Regions from separate parts of the Homo sapiens genome. Here region 2 is linked to region 1. A link is a loop called in an ENCODE intact Hi-C map of the cell type or tissue named here. Cell type or tissue: chondrocyte. All regions are shown on one strand. Links, peaks and the distances in the headings refer to the core of each region. The heading gives the core; the rest is flanking DNA. Region 1 overlaps LINC02210-CRHR1 (LINC02210-CRHR1 readthrough). Region 2 overlaps LINC02210-CRHR1 (LINC02210-CRHR1 readthrough).

Region 1 (9,457 bases), core at 392-8,391:
AGTGCTGAGCACACAGTAGGTGCCCAGAAGGTGCCTGGCAGTGAGAGCAGCCAGGAAGCCCACTCAGGAAAGCGGGGTGCGGCCTGGCTGGGCTTATCCACACTTCCTGGTCTGTACCGTCCCTTCCCTGTCTTCCCCTCACCCCCACCCTCTCGGCTCCTCCACCCCTGCGGTGCGACCCTCATCCCATCCCCACTGGCATTGTCTCGGGAAAGCCTCGCCTTCTCACTTCTCCACCTTCACTGGGTGAGAGGCAGAGTTGGGAAAGCTGTCTCCGTTGTGGCCATTAGAGACTCAGGTCACTTCTAGTCTCTCCAGGCAGCCAGGACCCTTTACTGGGCTTCTTCCCACTCCCCACAATATCCCCCACGTTGCTCTGGAAGCCTCCAGCCTACCTCTGTCACGGTGCTCCCTGGGTCCCCCACCCCATCTCTCTACTTCAGGGCACAGAGCTTGGAGAATTGGCAGAGCAGAGTACCCCATAGGGCCTTCAAGGATATCCTTAGCTACACCCGGGCCCAGGCCCTCCCCAACGAAACGTGCCCTCCCTCAGCAGGAGCTGCGGGGCTTTCGGCACTGTGTCACCTTTGTCTGTTCCTGGTGTCCTGACACTGCAAGCTCTTGTGTGCGCCTGGGTGCACAAGTGCACATGTGTATACACACGTCCCACCCACGGGGCTCTCCTCCCTGGTTAGAGAGACCCAGAGACAAGGCCCGGGCTGCAGTGGGGCCCTGTGTCCAGTTCTGGTGTTCCACCCACACCCCCTGCCCCTCCAATGCAGCACACACTGGCTTCCACCCACCCGCACATCACTGTGCCGGAGAACTCTCTCTGGCCCTCTGTAGCCTGATGTGGGAATGCAGAAGAGTTCATGTCCCCCTGGGAGCAGCCCTCAACCCGCAGCTGATGGGAGATGGTGGATAAATACCCCAGCTCCCTCACCTGTTGGGTGGGATGAGGGAGGGCTTCCCCAGCGGAAGGGAGCTCCAGGCGCCCACAACAGTGTTGGAGTGTCAGTCCTGCCCCAGAGGCCACCCAGGGCTATACAAGCTCTGGCCCGGAGTTGGGGGCACTGAAGCCAGCAAGCCAGGGGAGCCTGAGTGTGCCACCCACCTCAGAGCGGCACTGGCCAGGGCTGGGGCATACCTGTCTCTTGCTCACAGGCTACCGTGTCCCCCTCTAGCCCCCACCTTTCCCCTGCCTTCCTTGCCTGGCTTCACTCCCTGTTGCCCTCTCTGTACTCCCCTTCCCTCGAGTTTGCACAAGAAACCTCAGGGTCTCAGGGATGGCTTCTTGTGGCGGCCCTAGTGGAGACAGCTGCATTCACAGCCTGTCCAGTGGCCCAGCATCCTAATTCTGCTTCCCACCAATCAGCACAGCTCCTGCCTGGGGCTGGGACACACTCCCGTCTCCTTTGTTCCTTCCCCTGACCCATGGTGTCCCTCCTCTGCATCCCTAACCGTGGCCCTCCTCTCCCTCTAATTCACCTCCTCACAACAAGCTGTCCCTAACTAAGGGGGCCCTGGCCAGACCCACCTGTTCCTCGAAGCCCTCCCTCCTGCCCTCACCCCTCTCCCGGCCCTCAGGGGCTCTCCTGGCACCATCCTTGCCGGGGTGAGAGTGGGGTCAGGTTTCTCAGCAACACAGCAGCCCCTGAAAGCTGGGAAGCAGCCCCCACCTCTGTGAGACACCCTCTCCATCCAGCCCCCTGTGGAGTCCAGGCCTTCACAAATGCTGGTTGAAAAGATAAATATTATTTATACCAGCCACCCGCCTCACAGCCGACACCCTCATCTTCTAGTGCCCCCCAAAGCCCTGCCCTGGCTGTCCAGTCCCTCTGGACATGGGCAGGTCAGTGGGGGCTGCGGCCGGTCCACACCTGGAGTGTAAGCAGCACGTTGTCCCAAGAGCCACTTGGGCAGGGGTCTTCTCCTGGCTTGCTTAGCTAGTGGTCCTGCCCCAGAGGCCATCCAGGGCTACAAGCTCTGCCCCAGAGGCTGGGACTGGGACACCCCTGGCTCTTGCTCACAGGCCACTCTGCCCCCTCCAGCCCCCATCTTCTCACAAAAGAGGAAAAGGAGCAGGAGGTGACTGGTATGGGGTGGTTAAGTGAGGGGAAGCTGGCCTGGCCTGCAGGGTACTAAATGTTCAGGGTGAAGGCAGCAAGGCAGGGCATTGCTGGTGGCAGTGCCACAGTGCCAGTAAGGTTCTGGAGGCCTGGGGGGGTGACTCTAGTGCTGTGGCCGCAAGTCTGATGATGACACCTGACTTCTGTCTCCAGGGTTCCTGAGTGAGGGCCCTTGGTTCCCAGTGGTGTCGGAAGGCATCACCGAGGTCCAGAGGCGTCATCGTGGTGAGTCAGAGGCTGTCACGAGTTGCCCATGATGCCCCAGGGCAGCAAATGGCCTCCCCACGGTTGCCGAGGGCAGCCCCAGGGCCCAGTGGGCTGGCCTTCTTGTGCTCTGGGAGAAGACAGCCTTGGAGGGACATGCGTGCTGCTGTAGGTGTCCAGCGCCCCATTTCAATTCATTCCCATGTCCCTTCTCCAGGGAGGATTGGGCAGGGAAGCCAGAGGCCCTGGGCCCGGCCCAGTCCTGTAGGTGACTTTCCACTCATGAGCTAGAGTCCTGCACGGCTGCAGGGGGAGAGCGGCCCCCCCAGGCTGTCAGTGCCAGCTGCTCCTGGGGGAGTGGGCATGAGACCTAACAGGTCACCTCCACAGGCAGGGTGGTCAGGGAGCCTGGCCGTCATCCCCCCAGCCACAGCTCTTTGGGGGCTGCTCCATGACCTGCCAGCTCAGACTGCTGTGGACTGCTTGATGCTGTGAAAGCTGACACGGGTTGGGGAGGTGGGGATGGACATGGCACGGGCCACTCGGGCACGGATCGAGTGCTTGTCCTGCCACCGGTGCCACCTCTTCCGGATGGCAGAACGGACCTGTGGGCACAGGGAGGAGCACGACATCTGAGCCTGTGGCTCAGGACCCCCTCCCTCCCCTGGGCCGCCACGAGCAGCTGTGCAGGTAAGCGGCTGTGCAGGTCAGCTGAGTACATGGAAGTCCTCAGTAGGGGATGACACTCACAGCCTTAACACGACTGCTTTGCATATTTGTCGGAACAGGTTTCTCAAATGTCCTGGGGAAGGGGCACCCTTTTCTAACCCACACGAAGGCACCATATGCCCTTTGCCATGAAGGCTCCCTGCCCTCAACCCACATGTATCCCCTGCCCAGGGCTCAGCCCTTCCTGGTTTTCACAGGCTCATCAAAGATACTGGAGCTCTGGCTTCCAGCCTGGTGCCAGCGGCCTCTGAGAGCAAAGGAGGGGGCTGTCACTGTGGGAGTGGACAGGTGGGAGGGGCCACCCTGGGGCTCCCAGCAGCATACCCCTAGGGACCTAGGAGCAGGGAGGGAGAGAGGCAGCCCTGGGAGGGGAGGAGAAGGCTCTAGACAATCGCCAGTCCCAACAGGCCTCACAGCCCTGAACCCCGCTGCAGGGCCCCCGGGTCCTCACCTCACTATTGAGGAAACAGTAGAACACAGACACAAAGAAGCCCTGGGGAGGAGAGAGGAGGCGTCAAAGGTCGGCTGCAGGTGTTGCCCACCCAGCCTCTGGGCTGCCCCTTGCTTCTCCCTGGCCTCCTGCCCTCCAGGCCTCTGCTTGGCAGAATCCCCACCCAAGGAGGTGCTGATGTGTCCCTCCAGGGCTGTACCTGGAAGGATTCCAGGAAGGAGTTGAAGTAGATGAAGACGACCCGGGAGACCTCATCCTCCCCGGGATTGACGAAGAACAGCATGTAGGTGATGCCCAGGAGGGGCAGCAGCACCAGAGTGGCTTTCACAGCCTTCCTGGGGTGGGGCGGGTGGGGAGGCTCGGAGTCACAGCCCACCCCAGGACGGGCTGCCCGCTGGCTCGGCAAAGAGGGCCAGGTCGGGGGAGGGAGTGGCAGGTCTCTGGCACGTGAGAGGCATGGGGAGCAGGGGTTTCATCAGGGGGAGGCCTGAGGAAGGTGGTACCCGGTTACCTGTACTGAATGGTCTCAGACGTGGTGGATGCCCGGAGCTTGGTCATGAGGATGCGGACGATGTTGAAAAGGAAGATGAAATTGATCTGCAATTTGAGCACACCAGCGGGCCGGAGTGTGCAAGAGGCTTGGGACCCAGGCTTCTCAGCTCTGGCCTCAGTGCCCCTGCTGTTCTCCCTCCTCCTCATGAGCACCTGCACATCTCTGACCCATGCCCCCTCTTTGGGTGGCCCCCACCTCTAGGTAGAGGAGTCCTTTCTGTCCACGGTTGGCACTGATTGCCCCTCCCCACTGGGCCCTGTCTCCTGCCCCTACCCAGGTTCTTACCAGCAGGACCAGGATCATGGGGCCCTGGTAGATGTAGTCGGTGTACACCCCAGGCCTTTTGCCAAACCAGCACCTAGAAGGCCACAGAGGAAAGGGGAGGAAGGGTCATCTGCGTCCACCTCGATGGCATGGGGAGGGACAGTGCTTGGCCAGGACAGGACTGGGGCTGGAGGCCAAGAGGTAGATGTCCCAATTCCAACCCTGGCAGAAGGTCAAGTCACTTGATCCCACTGCCATGCCTCAATTGTCCCATCTGCAGAACGGACAGCATCCTCTGTGATGAGATGCAAAGTTGGAAGCAAGCACCGGGGCAGGAGGTAGACAGTGGGAAAGACTGAGTGGCTGGGAACGGGCATGGGCCCAACACGAGGCTGCATCCTCGGCTCCTCCTCACAGTCCCCTGGCAGTGGCTGAGGCCCAGCATGCCCTCTGGGGGGCTGCTGGTGGGAGTGGCACCACACCTGTCACCCAGTGGGCACCCAGCAGTTCGCAATCTCAGCCTGAATCTGTCCAGTCACAGCCTGAACAACCTTGAGAGGAATACTTGCACAGGTTCTACCTGCTGCAGGAGGTAATTGCTTTGCATTTTCCCGAGTGTCCCTCCAGCAAGCTCCAGGGAGGCCTGGGGAGTGGGTGGGGACCAGACAAACTGGAAGCCCTTATGTCCTCGTGGGTATGAAGACCCCCAGTGGCTAGATCTCATAAGCCAGAAATTGAGATTTGTAAATGAAACCTTTGGATTTTTTAAAGGTTGGCTACAAAATCGAGTTTTCAGAAAACACCATGCTGGCCACACACAGCTTCTGAGGGCCGGGTCCAGTCCTCGGGCCTCTGGTCTGCAAGTTCGTTTCTGGTTTCTCACACCCAGATCCTCTCTGTTGCAGTGTTGAATTCTCACCACCAGGTGGAGCTTCAGAGCCGCTCAGACTCACTTTCTCCTTTAGCCCAAACAGTTTTTGTTTTGCTTTGTTTTTTGAGACTCATGGAGTCTCACTCTGTTGCCCAGGCTGGAGTGCAGTGGCACGATCTTGGCTCACTGCAACCTCTGCCTCCTGGGTTCAAGAGATTCTCCTGCCTCAGCCTTCCCGAGTAGCTGGACTACAGGTGCGCACCACCACACCCAGCTAATTTTTGTTTTTTTGTTTTTTTTTTAGTAGATACGGGGTTTCACCATGTTAGCCAGGCTGGTCTCAAACTCCTGACCTCAAGTGATCCGCCTGCCTCGGCTTCCCAAGGCCTCAGCCAGCCTGAGTCAGGAGGGAGTCAGGAGGGAGTCAACCACATAAACACGCAAGATAATCTTCCAGGCTCCTCTTTCAGCCCAATGAAGCCGTGCAGGCCCCCTCCCCTCCATGGGGGAGGAGAGGGCTTGTCACTGTGGTGGAGGCCACTTGGACGCCAGGTCCGTCAGTCAGATAGGTTCCCGGGAACACTTGTTTGGCAAAGAAGGTCCTGGGGCTCCCCTGCCATCCATGTCCACCTTTTCTGCCCCGCTCTCTCTCAGTGGTTCTCAATCTGAGCTGCACATTAGAATCACCTGGGCAGTTTTCAAGACTTCTGGGTGCCAGGCCACACCCCAGACCAATTGCGCCTGATTCTCTGAGGGTGAAGCCTGGGCATTGGTACTTTTCCAAGCATTCCAGGTGATTCTAATGTGAGCCAAAGTTGAGCTCCACTGCAGCAGAAATCAAGTTTCCAGGCACGATTGGAAACATCTGAGTCCATTTCATAAGGAACCAAAGAACTTCAGAGCTGGAAGAAGCCTCTGAGATCATCTAGGTCCACTTCTATTAAATTCATGGACTCTTTTATTAAGATGTCTTAATATTAATAGAACACATTTATATAGCATTTACTCTATGTGCCAGGAGCTATTGTAAATGCTTAATATAGATGGACTCATATCACCCCACAACAGCCCTTTGAGGCAGTAGCATGTCCATTTTACAGATGAGGAAACTGAGGCACACTGCAGTAATCTGTCCAAGGTCACACAGCTATTTGAACCTGGGCAGTCTGGCTCCAGGCTGCTTCCTGTGTAAGCTCAAGGCAGATAAAGGAGGCTGGGTCCTGCTTGTCCAGCCCCACCCAGGCAGAGCACAGGCAGGGACCCTCTGAATGAGTCCAGCCCCCAGATCTCTCCCTTTATAGATGCAGAAACCATGGTCCTGAGGGGAAAAAGCCAGCATGGCCAATGCCCGTGGGGAGTGTCACCAAGCTGGGCTGGGAGCCTAAACCTTGGGGTCAGGAAGGGAAAGGAGATGACTTACTTCTCATTGTCGTAGTACAGCTTCCCAATGGCCCAGGCCACAATGATGGGGAAGGGCACACCTGGGGGAGAGATGGGCTGTCACAGAGCCCTCAGCGGGGGCTGGAGGATGTGGGCCTGGAGAACCCCAGTGCAGCCCAGGCTCCAGGGGGTCTGGGGTTACTCAGGGTGGATCTCAAACTCACACACCTCCTTCAAGGTGCTTCTACTGCCGCCCACCCCCAAGAGGAGCAGAGGGCTATCGTGCACACCTTACCGCCCCAACCCGACCTCCATCCCTCAGGCCCCCCAGCCCGCTGGCCTGAGTCTGGAGGAGAGGGCAGCCCGGCGGCCGCCACTGCCCAGGCTGCGGAGGTGGCTGCCCAGCTCACCCCAGCCAATGCAGATGAACATCCATTTGCGCAGCCGGTCAGTGGAGTAGGTGAGCACGATGGCTGTGTGCAGGTAGCAGCCCTCGCCGAACATCCAGAAGAAGTTGGTCACATGGAAGTAGTTGTAGGCGGCTGTCACCAACCTGCACCAGCCCTGCCACCCCACCCCCAACCAGAGATGATGATGGGGGGCAGGGGAGGCACCAAACCCTGGGCCTGGGCCTCCCCAGGGCAGGACAGGGCATACCCTGGGATCCCACTCCTGTTCTGTGGGCTCCTCCTCTGCAGGGCAGGCGGGCCCCTCCTCTGACCTGGGTTTGGCCTGACCTGCTCCCCGCTCCCCTGCCAGGACGTACCACGTTGCTCTGGTGGACCTCGGGGCTCATGGTTAGCTGGACCACGAACCAGGTGGCGTTGCGCAGGATGAAGGCGGAGATGAGGTTCCAGTGGATGATGTTTCGCAGGCACCGGATGCTCCTGGTGCAGCAGGGCGGGTGGATGATGGGAGCGATAGGAGAGAGAGGATGAGGGGTAGGCCACCTCCATCACCCCAGCCCAGATGTGTAGATGAGGAAACTGAGGCACAGGGTGGGGCTGACTGGCCAAGTCACACAGGGAGGTGACAGCCAGGCTCTCCTAATGCCCCATGGAGCCCTTCCTGCCTGCAGCCCACCCAGACATAAGCCCCAGGCAGAGCCTGGCACTCCATGGAGCCTGTGCTCCATGGACCAGGGCAGCTGGATTCCTGGCGATGCCCGCTTCCCCTGGGGGTGCCTTCTACTCCCTGCCATTCCAGGATGGACAGTCACAGGGGTCAGCCCTGCTCCCAGCCTCCAGCCCTGATGCTCGGCTCCTGATCCCAACCATCCCCATCCCCGGCTCTGCCACCTGCATCCTTGGCGGTAGTGCTGGGGCCCAGGTACCTTCGAACCTGAAATGGGGCACCACTCCATGGAGCCCCCACCTCCAGGGCTCCATCTGCCTGGTCACCCCAATGGGTGCAGCCTGGCCTGGGTATGGGTGACATAAGACAAGTTTTGTCCCTCCCCACCATTCCAGCAGCTACTGGGGAGAGGGCAGAGCGGCTCTGCCAGAGGTTCCCAGAGACCTGAGACTCTCAGATAAGCCAGCCCCTGCCACCCTCTCCCAGCAACCCCCACCCCAACCTAGAGCTGCTCCTCTCACTTCTCCACCCTGCTTCTGCTCTAGGTCCTGGGGACAGGAGGAGGCAGTGCTGGGGTCTTCTCACCTGAGCCGCAGAAAGAGGACAAAGGCCACCAGGAGGGCCACCAGGGAGATACAGTGGCCCAGGTAGTTGATGATGACTGCGACATGGTAGTGCACCTTGCTTTTTTTCTGGAGCAGGAGAGAGGGGCAGAGGTGAGCCTTCTGCTGGATGGGAGCTGCTCTGTGAGGACATCGCCTAGGGGTGGCTGGGATGGAGCGGGTCATGATCTCAAGGGCCACTCCCCCTTCCTGAGCATCTGCTGAGGGTCAGGCCTCGCTGCAGAGCAACGCCGTCCAGTTTGAGGCTCTGCTTGTCCCTGAATCCCATGCTGTGTTCACTGCTCCGTGTTGTGTCGAACTGAATCTCCACATCACGTGGGATTCCCCACTCCACATGGACCCCCCGCCCCTGCATGCACAAGCACATGTGGCCGGCTCACAGGTGCGCCCTCACACTCGCATCTACCCATGCTGCCACCCAGTCAGAACACCAGGTGGACCTCTCAGCTGCAGAGACACCAAACTCCCGGGATTTCTCTTCTCCACCCATTTCTGAACTGAGTCACCACCTTCTCAGCCACCCCTAAATCCCTCCTGCTGCAATGCCGCCTGCTCCTGTGAGCAAGGAGGGGCCGGGCAGCTGCTGGGCTCTGGCATCCACAGAATCAGCAGAAACCACAGAAAAGTCTCCTTAGGCTCCATAACTCACTTTCCGGGGCCTTCCCCATCCCTGGCCCAAGGGGATCTGTGCAGAGTGAGCAGGATCCTCTCCCAGGACTGTAACACATTCCCCGGGTTTATTTCTTAATGAATTTAATATACTGATGGAGGTCACTGCCCTCCTCTTTACAGCAATCTTGAGTTCCAAGAGTGGTGAAGCCTTCCTGTTTACAGAGGATTTTCATATCTGTTATCGTCTTAAACCATCAGGGCAACCCCGTGGGGGGAGCCGGAAAGGCATCTGGGCTTTATTTTGTAGGAAAACAGCACAGAGGTTATGCTGACGCGCTGGAGGTCGCGCAACTCCAAAACCACCTCTTGCCTGCACATGTAGATTGGCAAGATACGAAGGCTGCAAACAGGTCCCCAGCCCATAATAGGGGACTGGTCAGTCCCCATGCCCAGCTCTCTGCAGACTCCTGCCCAAGAGCACAGCCCCCATCCACACTTTTATAGGTCCCAAGAAGCAGGGCCTAGAAACCAAGAGCTTGACACGCAGTCAAACTCCAAAGCAGTGTG
Region 2 (9,457 bases), core at 656-8,655, 110 kb after region 1:
CCTCCCACTGCACAACACCTAGAAATGCTGGACAAAATACAACAAACACCCTTCTTGTGAGCGCTAAACTCACAGGAAAATGATGGCAATCTTCAGGGGTCCCAAATGAGAAGAGAACAGGAAGTAAGAATGCTAAGATGACACTGAGGGTGAAAGCTCCCCTTGAGGCATTAGCTCAGTTACTTCACAGAGTCTTGAATTTTAAAGTCCACATGGGGACTCAAGCAATGTGAGAAGGTGGAAGTGAGACCACAGCATAAAATCTAGATCCTTGAAAGGTTACATTTGGAGGGAAAAGTAGACTCATCAGCAAAGAGGGACTGAAGGAAATATGTCTGTCTTGATCTGGGCTCTGAGTTGAAAAAAACCAGCCTTCACTGAGAATTTGGAATCATAGAGTCATAGGCTCTTCTCCTCTGAGGGTTGGGGTTTTAAGGTAGACTGCATATGTGATTTGGAAAACTCCAAACTGAGAAATTTACTTACAAAGTGGGATCAGGTTGGTAGCACTCAGGAGTGTTAATGTTAATCCTCTTTGAAGCTGACACTTTTTTTTTTTTTTTAAGACAGAGTGGCTCTGTAGCCCAGGCTGGAATGCACTGGCATGATCTCAGCTCACTGCAACCTCCTTCTCCCAGGCTCAAGCAATCCTTCTGCCTCAGCCTCCCAAGTAGCTGGGACTACAGGCATGTGCCACCACTCCTGGCTAATTTTTTTTGTATGTTTGGTAGAGATGGGGTTTCACCATATTACCCAGGCTGGTCTCAAACTCCTGACCTCAAGTGATCTGCCCATCTCAGCCTCCCAAAGTGCTGGGATTACAGGCATGAGCCACTACGCCCAGCCCTGAAGCTGACGCTTTTAAGTCATACTTAACAGGATTCTCACAGAGAGAGGTTGTGAATATGAGCTCACAACCTACAATTACAAGGTACACGATAAAATAAACCACCTTGAGTGAAAAATCAGCAGATAAAACAAACAGCAGAATTAGACCTTCAGAAGACCTCAGCTATTGAAATTATAAAATTCAGACTATAAAATAAATATGCTTAAATTAAAGAAAAATACTTGAAAATATAAAAAGCTCTTGCCAAACATTATCCTGCTTCAGCCTCATAAAAACTCTGGGGTTTGCAGGTGAAATTGCATTTGCTCCATTTTTTCAATGAAGAGATACTCAGAGCAGAAGTGAGGAGACCTACTCAGGACCACACAATTAGTAACTGGCAGGACATGAAATCTAGGTCTTCCACCTGCAAAACCAATGCATGCTTCTTGTTTTATCTTCCACCTGTTTTTCAAATGCATGCTCAAGGGCCATTTGGGCCGAAGATGGCTTAGCATGGGTGAAGTGCTCATGGGCTAGTGTAGGCAAAGAAGGCAGGAATGTATACCATTGTCCTTATCCATAACCCAGTCTGGTGTGTCCTGACCCATGGAACTTGGAAACTCCATCCTGTTTATCCTAGGGATTCTGTACTCAGTGAGGGAAGAGGTAAAACAGTGAGAGTGAGGGGTGTGTTGAGGGAAAGAAAGAAGGAGGGGAAAGAAGAGTGAGGGAGAGATGGTAAATAGTGGAGAAATGCTGCTAAAAAGACATTGTCACAAGAAGGGACTGGCAGAGGAAAAATACAAACTTTTGGGTTGACATAGTTTTGAAAGCTACAGAGACTGCTGGTAATTTATGAAATTATATATTCTCTTTCTTCCTCAGTAATACAGTTGGATTTGAGCATGTGCGAACCTGGCTAAGAACCACATTAGTCAGCCTCCGTGGCAGTTAGATGTGACCACAGCCCTAAGTTCTCATCAACAGAATGTGAGCAAAAAGGGTGCTCACTTCCAGGCTGGAACCCTGGCCTGAATGTTCATGTTTCCCCAGAATTGTGTTGATACCTGATCCCCAATACAATAGTATTAAGAGTTGGGGACTGTGGAAGACGATTAGGTGATGAGGGCTCCACCTTTTTTAAGGAATTAATGCCCTTATAAAAGAGGCCCAAGGGAGCTTGTTCCCTTCTTCCACCATTCCACCATGCAAAGCCAGCGAGAAGGTGCCATCTATGAGGCGGAGAGTGAGACCTTACCAGGCACCGAATCTGCTGCCACCTTGATCTTGAACTTCCCAGCTTCTAGAACTGTGAGCAATAAATTTCTGTTGTTTATAAGCTACCCAGTCTAAGGTATTTTTGTACAGCAGCATGAATGGACTAAGATAAGCCCTAAGACAGCGGGTATGCCTCCATGGACACCTAAACTAGGGGTCAACAGAGCCACACCACAGAAGGAATCTGGATCCCTGTTCTTCTGTGTGAGTGAAGTCACCCACTGACTTGAAATATCCACCTGATTAGAGGAAAGAGAATTCAACTTCTATCTTCTGAGTTTTTGTTAGGTGGTTTGTGACAACAGCCTGGCTTATACTAACTAATACACCAAGGAAAATCCCCAGCTGATTACTGAGAGGGAGTCAGATGCAAAACTCTACAACACACTGGCATGAACCAAAATCCATGAAGGATAAGGGGTCTGTCACAGGTGATGTAATAGAAGTGTCATTGTCACCTGTTTTACGCTGCTGCAGGGTTACAGTTTTTCCTAATTTGGTTTTTTCCTTTTTATTTTTTCATGAGACAGTTTTCACTCTGTCACCCAGGCTGGAGTGCAGTGGCACAATCATGGCTTACTGCAGCCTGGAACTCCCAGGCTCAAGCAATTCTCCCACTTCAACCTCCTGAACAGCTGGGACCACATGTGCACGCCACCACGCCTGGCTGATTTTTAAATTGTGTTGTAGAGATGGGGTCTCACATGCTGCCCAGGCTGGTCTTGAACTCCTGGGTTCAAGCGATCCTCCTGCCTCTGCCTCCCAAAGGGCTGGGATTACAGGTGTGAGCCACCACGCCTGGCTGGTTTTTTCTTTTTTAAATACTATTTCAACACATATAGAACTTGGACTTTTATTTCACGACTTACATCACGGCTTTCATGTACTTGTGACCATTCTCACGTTTCTAATGTCGTGAAGTGTTGTATTTTTCCCTCTGAGGCACTTTGAAAGCAAGTGCTTTTACTGGGGGCTCCACCGCTACACGGACGATGGAGGGCAGCGCTGGGCCAGGAAGAGCCCAGCTGGGCCAGCCTGGTGGTGAGGAGTGTTTTGCTCTCCCGGCTGCTTCCATCTCTGGGCTGTCTCTCCCCCTGCTGGACAGTGGCCTCAGGCTGGGTCCCAGGGAGACTGTCTAAAGCCACTGTCCTTCTAAAGATGAGCTGTGTGTGAAGTGCCAGGAGAGTAGACTGTCAGCCCCACCCCATGAAGACCTGCTGAGCAGAAGGCACAGGAGTGGCCCCCCTGGGGAGGCCTGAGAGTGCTTCATACAAATCATGCCAACTCCATCTGTGGGAAAAGACTTTGGAGGGTCTCACCCCGTCTCCACTGTGGTGCTGGGGACGGTGACAAGGGCCTTATAGCCCTTTCACAAAAGCAAAGCAAGTCAGAGCCAGAAGGGCCTTCAGACACTCCTCAATCCAACCTTCTCCATCTACAGAATGGAAATTGAGGCCAAGAGCAGGGAAGGAACTTCCAGATAGAGCTTAAGTCTCGGGTCCCCGGCAAGAACATTTTCTGCTAAAGCCGGCCAGCTCCCTACAGAGTTGTATAGGCAGCTTCATTTCCACAGCCCATTTTGTATTAAAAAAGCAAACCACAAACAACATTCCATCCGCTCTAACTGAAAATAAACGCAGGCCCTCAAGATGCTGGCCCCTGAGCTCATTAAAAGCAAGGTTTCCTGACTCTCTGGAAGGAAGACGACTTCCACACCCTGGTGGGATACTGAATGTGCCCTGTGGTACACAGGAGGAGACCTAGACTAGGTGACAGACCAGTGGCTAGAAGCCAATGACCTGGATTCTGGTGTTAAATAAAATGTATGGGAGGGCATTGATTTGGACTAAGCTCCTGCACTAGGCTCTAATAGCTCAACCCAAAATGGAGTCACTCATGCTAAGGTTACATGACCAAACCGAAACCTAAGTTGTTTACTTATGAGATCTGACCTTCCAAGAAATCAGGAGAGAGATGGTAGCCAAATCCCCAAACAGGCCAGTTTTAGTTGGCTGAAGAAGAAAGTCTCTGCATTAACCCTTACGAGGAAAGTAACCTGAAGTAACCTAATGTTAACCAATCTTCTTTTTTGTACTATGCTGTTTTCTTGTTCCTGCTCAAGTTACCATACAAAAACCAACTGTCCTTGGCCAGGTGCAGTGGCTCATGCCTGTAATCCCAGCACGTTGAGAAGCCAAGGCAGGAAGATTGCTTGAAGCCAGGAGTTTTGAGACTAGCCTAGGTAATGTAGTGAGACCCTGGCTCTATAAAAGAAAAAAATTTAAAATTGGCTGGGCATGGTGATGTGCGCCTATAGTCTCAGCTACTCAGGAGGCTGAGGTGGGAGGATCACTTGAGCCCAGGAGTTCGAGGCTGCTGTAGTGAGGCATAATTGTGCCACTGCACTTCATCCTGGGTGACAGAGTGAGGCCCTGTCTCAAAACAAAGCAAAATAACAACAACAAATCTCAAACAACTGTTCTGCCAATGGGGTGGAGCACCTTTCTAGACATTTCCTAGATGGAATACTGCCTGATTCATAAATCCCTAATAAAAGTCAATTAGATGACAGTGTCATTGGGCCTTATTATTAAACTTACTAAACTCAACTTGTTGAAATTTGGTTCTTTGACGCAGGTCACACCTAGAACTTCGTGTGGCTGTGGGACCCTCGGGTGCCCTTTCTGAGCTTTGAAATTTCAGGGAGAAATTTCAGAGGGAATTGGATCCGGTGATATTCCATGATTCTAATTGCAGAGGAAGGAAACGTTTTTAGGCCAATAGGGCAGGCAAAGCAGTATCCTGTTTCCCGGTCAGCCCAGCCCAGAAGACAGCAGAGAGAAGAGCCAGCTTGAGCGGGGGCACAGGGAAGAGGTCTTCCCAGCCACCCTGTACGGGGGCTCTGAAGCCGGGCACTGCAGCAGAGAAAAACTGTGGCACAGGGTCCGTTTGCGGAGCACGTGGGCCTGCTGGGTCTGGGAGTGTCTTCCCACAGGGGTGTCTTCCTGGTGTGAGAAGTCATTTGCCAGGGGCTCTAGCTGGAAGCGAGTGAAGCTCTTGACAGAGAACCCGCAGGCCCATTTTTGCCCGTGCACTCATCATCCACCCTTTCTTGCAACCCTGACAAGGCTGAATGTGGCCCAAACTCGGGCTCCTGCAGGCCTAGCTTCCTTCCGCAGTGCCAGCATCGCCCCTATCCTGGGCATCCCCTGACTCTGTGCCCACTGTTCCCAGGGCTGAGCTCCCTGCCACTTTCTTTGGTCTGGAGAATTACAGCTCCTAATGAAACACAGCCACAACACCCCTGTGCCAGGATATGCTTCTGTTGTAGCCCAGGATGTAAAACTACTTCATACACTCTCAAAATTAGCTTCCGACTCCTCTCCATGAGTAAATGCACAGCAGTCTATTCAAAACCCCACACTGTGGTTTCCTGGGAGGTAGGGATCATTTGTAACCAGAAGGAACATGAGACTGCACCTCTGGTGGCCAGCCTGAGAAGACAGTTGGAGTTTCTGGCTTTCATTCCATTTCTGTCTGTCTTCCACTCAGCCAGGGCAGCTTGCTGACTGAAGTCCTATGCGCATGACTCAGAGGCAGACTGACTCCCTCTAACCACATCTTCCATCAGTTCCAGGCCACCCCCAACCTGCCTTAGGCTCAAGCCTTCCAGCTGGCCTCCACCTCCTCTCCCACCCACCATTTTCCAATCTCCGCAAGGAACCCTCCCTGCAGCCTTGATTTCTGATGCTTCATCTCTCTCTGTCTCTTCTCCCCCAGAGTGTCTTCAGTCCTTTCTGCCAGGAAGCCTCTTCTTCCTTGCTTCAAAATTCTCTTCCACCTCTCCTTTTTCTCTTGCTTCTTCTTCCCCTCTCTGCCTTTTCCACTGAAGCCCTCCTTGATTAAGCAGGAGAGAAAGGAGAACATTCCTGAGCCACCTGTAACTGTGCAGCATGACATCATTCTTTCTGCTGGACTCTGCATACCAGGACCAGAGGAGGCAGGTGGCATCCCCTGCTCACCCACACCAGCTGTACCGGTTCTTCCTTTTTGGAATTAGTAAAGCCCATTCTAAAGTTTATAGAGAAAAATAACCAAGCAAGAATAGGCATATTCTAAAAAAGAATAGTGAGGGGGCCCAGACCTACCAGATATTTAAAACAGTATAAAGAAATGGCAATTAAAACAACACGAGTAGATAGATCAATGGAACAGAAAAAAAAAGTATAGAATGAAACCAGAAAGAAACACCAATCTGGTATGTGGTAAAGAATGTGTTTCAAATCACTGGGGATACGATGGATTACGTATTTTAAAAATTGAACAACTCAGTAGTTATCTGGAAAACAAAGTTGCTCTAAAAAAAGCCTCTCTTTACCCAAAAACTAGAGCAAATGCAATCTCATTTGCATGCCCCAAAGAATTTTTATGGGGCTGAATTTCGTAACTAATTGGCATTAAAGAAAAAATACTTGAAAACATACGAAGCACTTGCCCAAACATTGTACCTTATCTAAATCTCAGATGCTTTAAAGTCTTAAATATATAAATGAGTCATAAAAATACTACCGAGAGATTTTAAAAATTAAATGGAGATGGAAAGACCTTTAAAAAATAGGGTACAAAACCTAGAAAGCATAAAGAAAAAGTTGACAAATTTGACTATATAAAAGTCATATTTCCTCCAGGGGAAAAATATCATAAGCAAACAACAAACTGGCATCTCTTTGAACAGGGAAAGGGTTTAGTTTTATATATATATATATGAAGATTCCTCCAGAGCCATAAGAACAGTTCACAGTGTGGTATGGTGGCTCATGCCTATAATCCTAGCACTTTGGGAGGCCAAGGTGGGTGGATTGCTTGAGCCTAGGAGTCTGAGACCAGCCTGGGCAACATGGCAAAACCCTGTCTCTACAAAAAATACAAAAATTAGCCAGGTTTGGTGGCACTGTCTGTAGTCCCAGCTACTCAGGAGGCTGAGGTGGGAGGATTGCTTGAGCCTGGGAGGCAGAGGTTGCAGTGAGCTGAGATCATGCCACTGCACTCCAGCCTGGGCAATAGAGTGAGACCCTGTCTTAAAAAAAAAAAAAAAAAAGGAAAAACCTCACAAGAAGCAAAAAAGAAGAAGAAGAAGGAGGCAGAGGAGGAGGAGGAGAAGGAAGAGGAGAATGAGGAGGAGGAGAAGGAGGAGAAGGAGAAGAAGAGTTCACAAAGAAGAACTAGTGGTTTTTAAACAGGTGAAAAAACGTTCAACCTCACTCATAAAAGAAATGCAAATTATGCTACAAGGGGATAGTGTTTTTTCACCTGTCAAATCAGCAAAGTAACATATCCTCATACATTGCTGGTGAGAGTGTAAATTAGTACAATCTCTGAAGAAGGTAAGTTGGCTCTATCAGAATTAAACATGTATATGCCCTCTGACCCAGAAATTCTCCTCCTAGTTATTTATCCCACAGATTAAATGTAAAAGGGTGTATATGCAGGGCTGTTGTATTGAAGCATCTCTTGAAAAACAAGATAAATGGCTAAGGGAGGAATTGACTAAATGAATTATCTGTAAAATAGAATACAAGCAACTGTTTAAAAACTGTGGCTACTAGGCTAGGTGCAATGGCTCACGCCTGTAATCCCAGCACTTTGGGAGGCCGAGATGGACAGATCGCTTGAGCTCAGGAGTTTGAGACCAACCTGAGCAACATGGCAAAACCCCATCTCTACAAAAAAAAAAAAAAAATATATATATATATATATATATACATATATACATATATATATATACATATATACATATATATATATATACACATATATACATATATATATACACACATATATATGTATATGTATATATATATGTATATGTGTATATATATATATGTATATATATATATACAAAAATTAGCTGGGTGTGGTGGCTCATGCCTGTAGTCCCAGCTACTCAGGAAACTGAAGCAGGAGGATCGTGTGAGCCCAGGAGGCAGAGATTGCAGTGAGCCGAGATCGCGCCATTGCACTCCAGCCTGGGCAACAGGGTGAGACCCTGTCTCTAAATAAATAAATAAATAAAAACTGTTGCAACTCTCTCTGTGTGCTGAAAGATCTTCAGGATAAGTGAAAAAATCAAGGAGCCAAAAAAAAAAAACCCACAAAGTATATGCATGGTGTGTAACTGTGTTACCTGTTCCAGGAAAATAAAAGTAATTTTCACACATATGCATTTATCGACACAGGCTGTCTCTGAAAGGATCTGTGAGAAAGTGGAACGGTGGCTAATGTGGGGTGGGGCTGTGTGTCTGGAAAGAAAAGGACACTTTCCACAGGATACCCTTTTGTAGGTTTTAGATTTTGTTCTAACAAATGAAATCATTTAAAAGCAACAAAACCCAGTTCTTCCTGCAGTCTCCCTGAGCTTTCCTGGCACGGTGGATCCTCATTTCTTGTTGATTCTTTGCTGCTGGCCTCATTTCAAAGCCCACTCTGATGATCCATCCCCACCACTCTCGAAAAAAAACCGGCCAGGCGCAGTGGCCTATAATTTCAGCACTTCGGGAGGCCGAGGCGGGCGGATCACTTGAGGTCAGGAGTTCGAGACCAGCCTCGCCAACATGGTAAAACCCCATCTCTACTAAAAATACAAAAATTAGCCGGGTGTGATGGCTCTTGCCTGTAGTCTCAGCTACTTGGGAGGCTGAGGCAGGAGAATCGCTTGAACCTGGGAAGCTGAGGTTGCAGTGAGCCGAGATCACGCCACTGCTCTCCAGCCTGTGCGACAGAGTGAGACTCCTTCTAAAAACAAACAAACAAAACAAACAAACAAACAAAGCATGCATTTCCCATGGAGGGAGTTCCTGGAACCCTCCTGGGCTTCACCACTACCCTCTGGAAGAGACCCCCTCCAACATCCGCTGGCGGGTAGATGAAGCCACAGCCACTGAAACAAATGAGACAGTTAAGCTGCCCCCTCCTCCCACCCCACCCCCCAGCAACTTCCATACATCCGGCTGTTTCAAAGAGCAGACAAGGCCAAGGCCAGGACAATCCCTCAGATCAGATTCCTTGGTGTGTGTGTGAATGTTAGTGTGTGTGTGTATGCTCACACCCGTGTGTGTGGAGGCAGGTCTGGGGGCAAAAGGAGAAGGAAATCCACCCACATCAGCGTGCATTTTCCCAGCTGAGAAGTGCCACATCACTAGTAGAAAATGGGAACAGGTCCCATGGAGCTTATGATTGTCCCGAGGCATCTGGCAAGATTCCTGTTGGGCTTGGAAAGTCATTCCTCCTTCCCATCGGCATTCCCTAATCCCTTGCTGGGACCACCTAGCTCAGGCTGGGGTGCAGCAT

Evidence for each region. Peaks named below come from ENCODE experiments on the same cell type or tissue, not always from the same donor. Only the 100,000 strongest peaks of a DNase experiment are listed, where the experiment ranks them.
Region 2: it touches region 1 in a loop (2.1-fold over the local background); 24 of 110 quality-filtered maps call a loop at or near these places.

Annotation. Positions count from the first base shown.
Region 1 is chr17:45,828,105-45,837,561 of GRCh38, reverse strand. It overlaps LINC02210-CRHR1 (LINC02210-CRHR1 readthrough), which reads right to left. Exons shown (of 15, transcript NM_001256299.3): 7 at 8,241-8,347; 8 at 7,348-7,468; 9 at 6,992-7,145; 10 at 6,622-6,682; 11 at 4,352-4,424; 12 at 4,025-4,110; 13 at 3,713-3,848; 14 at 3,514-3,555; 15 at 1,734-2,938. The coding sequence starts at 7,377. The coding sequence ends at 2,798. CRHR1 (corticotropin releasing hormone receptor 1) reads right to left here. Exons shown (of 13, transcript NM_004382.5): 5 at 8,241-8,347; 6 at 7,348-7,468; 7 at 6,992-7,145; 8 at 6,622-6,682; 9 at 4,352-4,424; 10 at 4,025-4,110; 11 at 3,713-3,848; 12 at 3,514-3,555; 13 at 1,734-2,938. The coding sequence ends at 2,798. Among named protein-coding and RNA genes, the nearest start is that of SPPL2C, 12 kb to the left of the region's middle. In chondrocyte, for the core only: CTCF peaks have their summits at 5,028 and 5,247 (motif pointing right); no DNase peak of the experiment used is centred there.
Region 2 is chr17:45,716,101-45,725,557 of GRCh38, reverse strand. The region is part of intron 3 of LINC02210-CRHR1 (LINC02210-CRHR1 readthrough); the gene reads right to left. Among named protein-coding and RNA genes, the nearest start is that of CRHR1, 63 kb to the left of the region's middle. RefSeq lists an enhancer at 5,461-5,755. In chondrocyte, for the core only: CTCF peaks have their summits at 3,212 (motif pointing left), 5,370 and 5,573; a DNase peak (open chromatin) is centred at 5,057.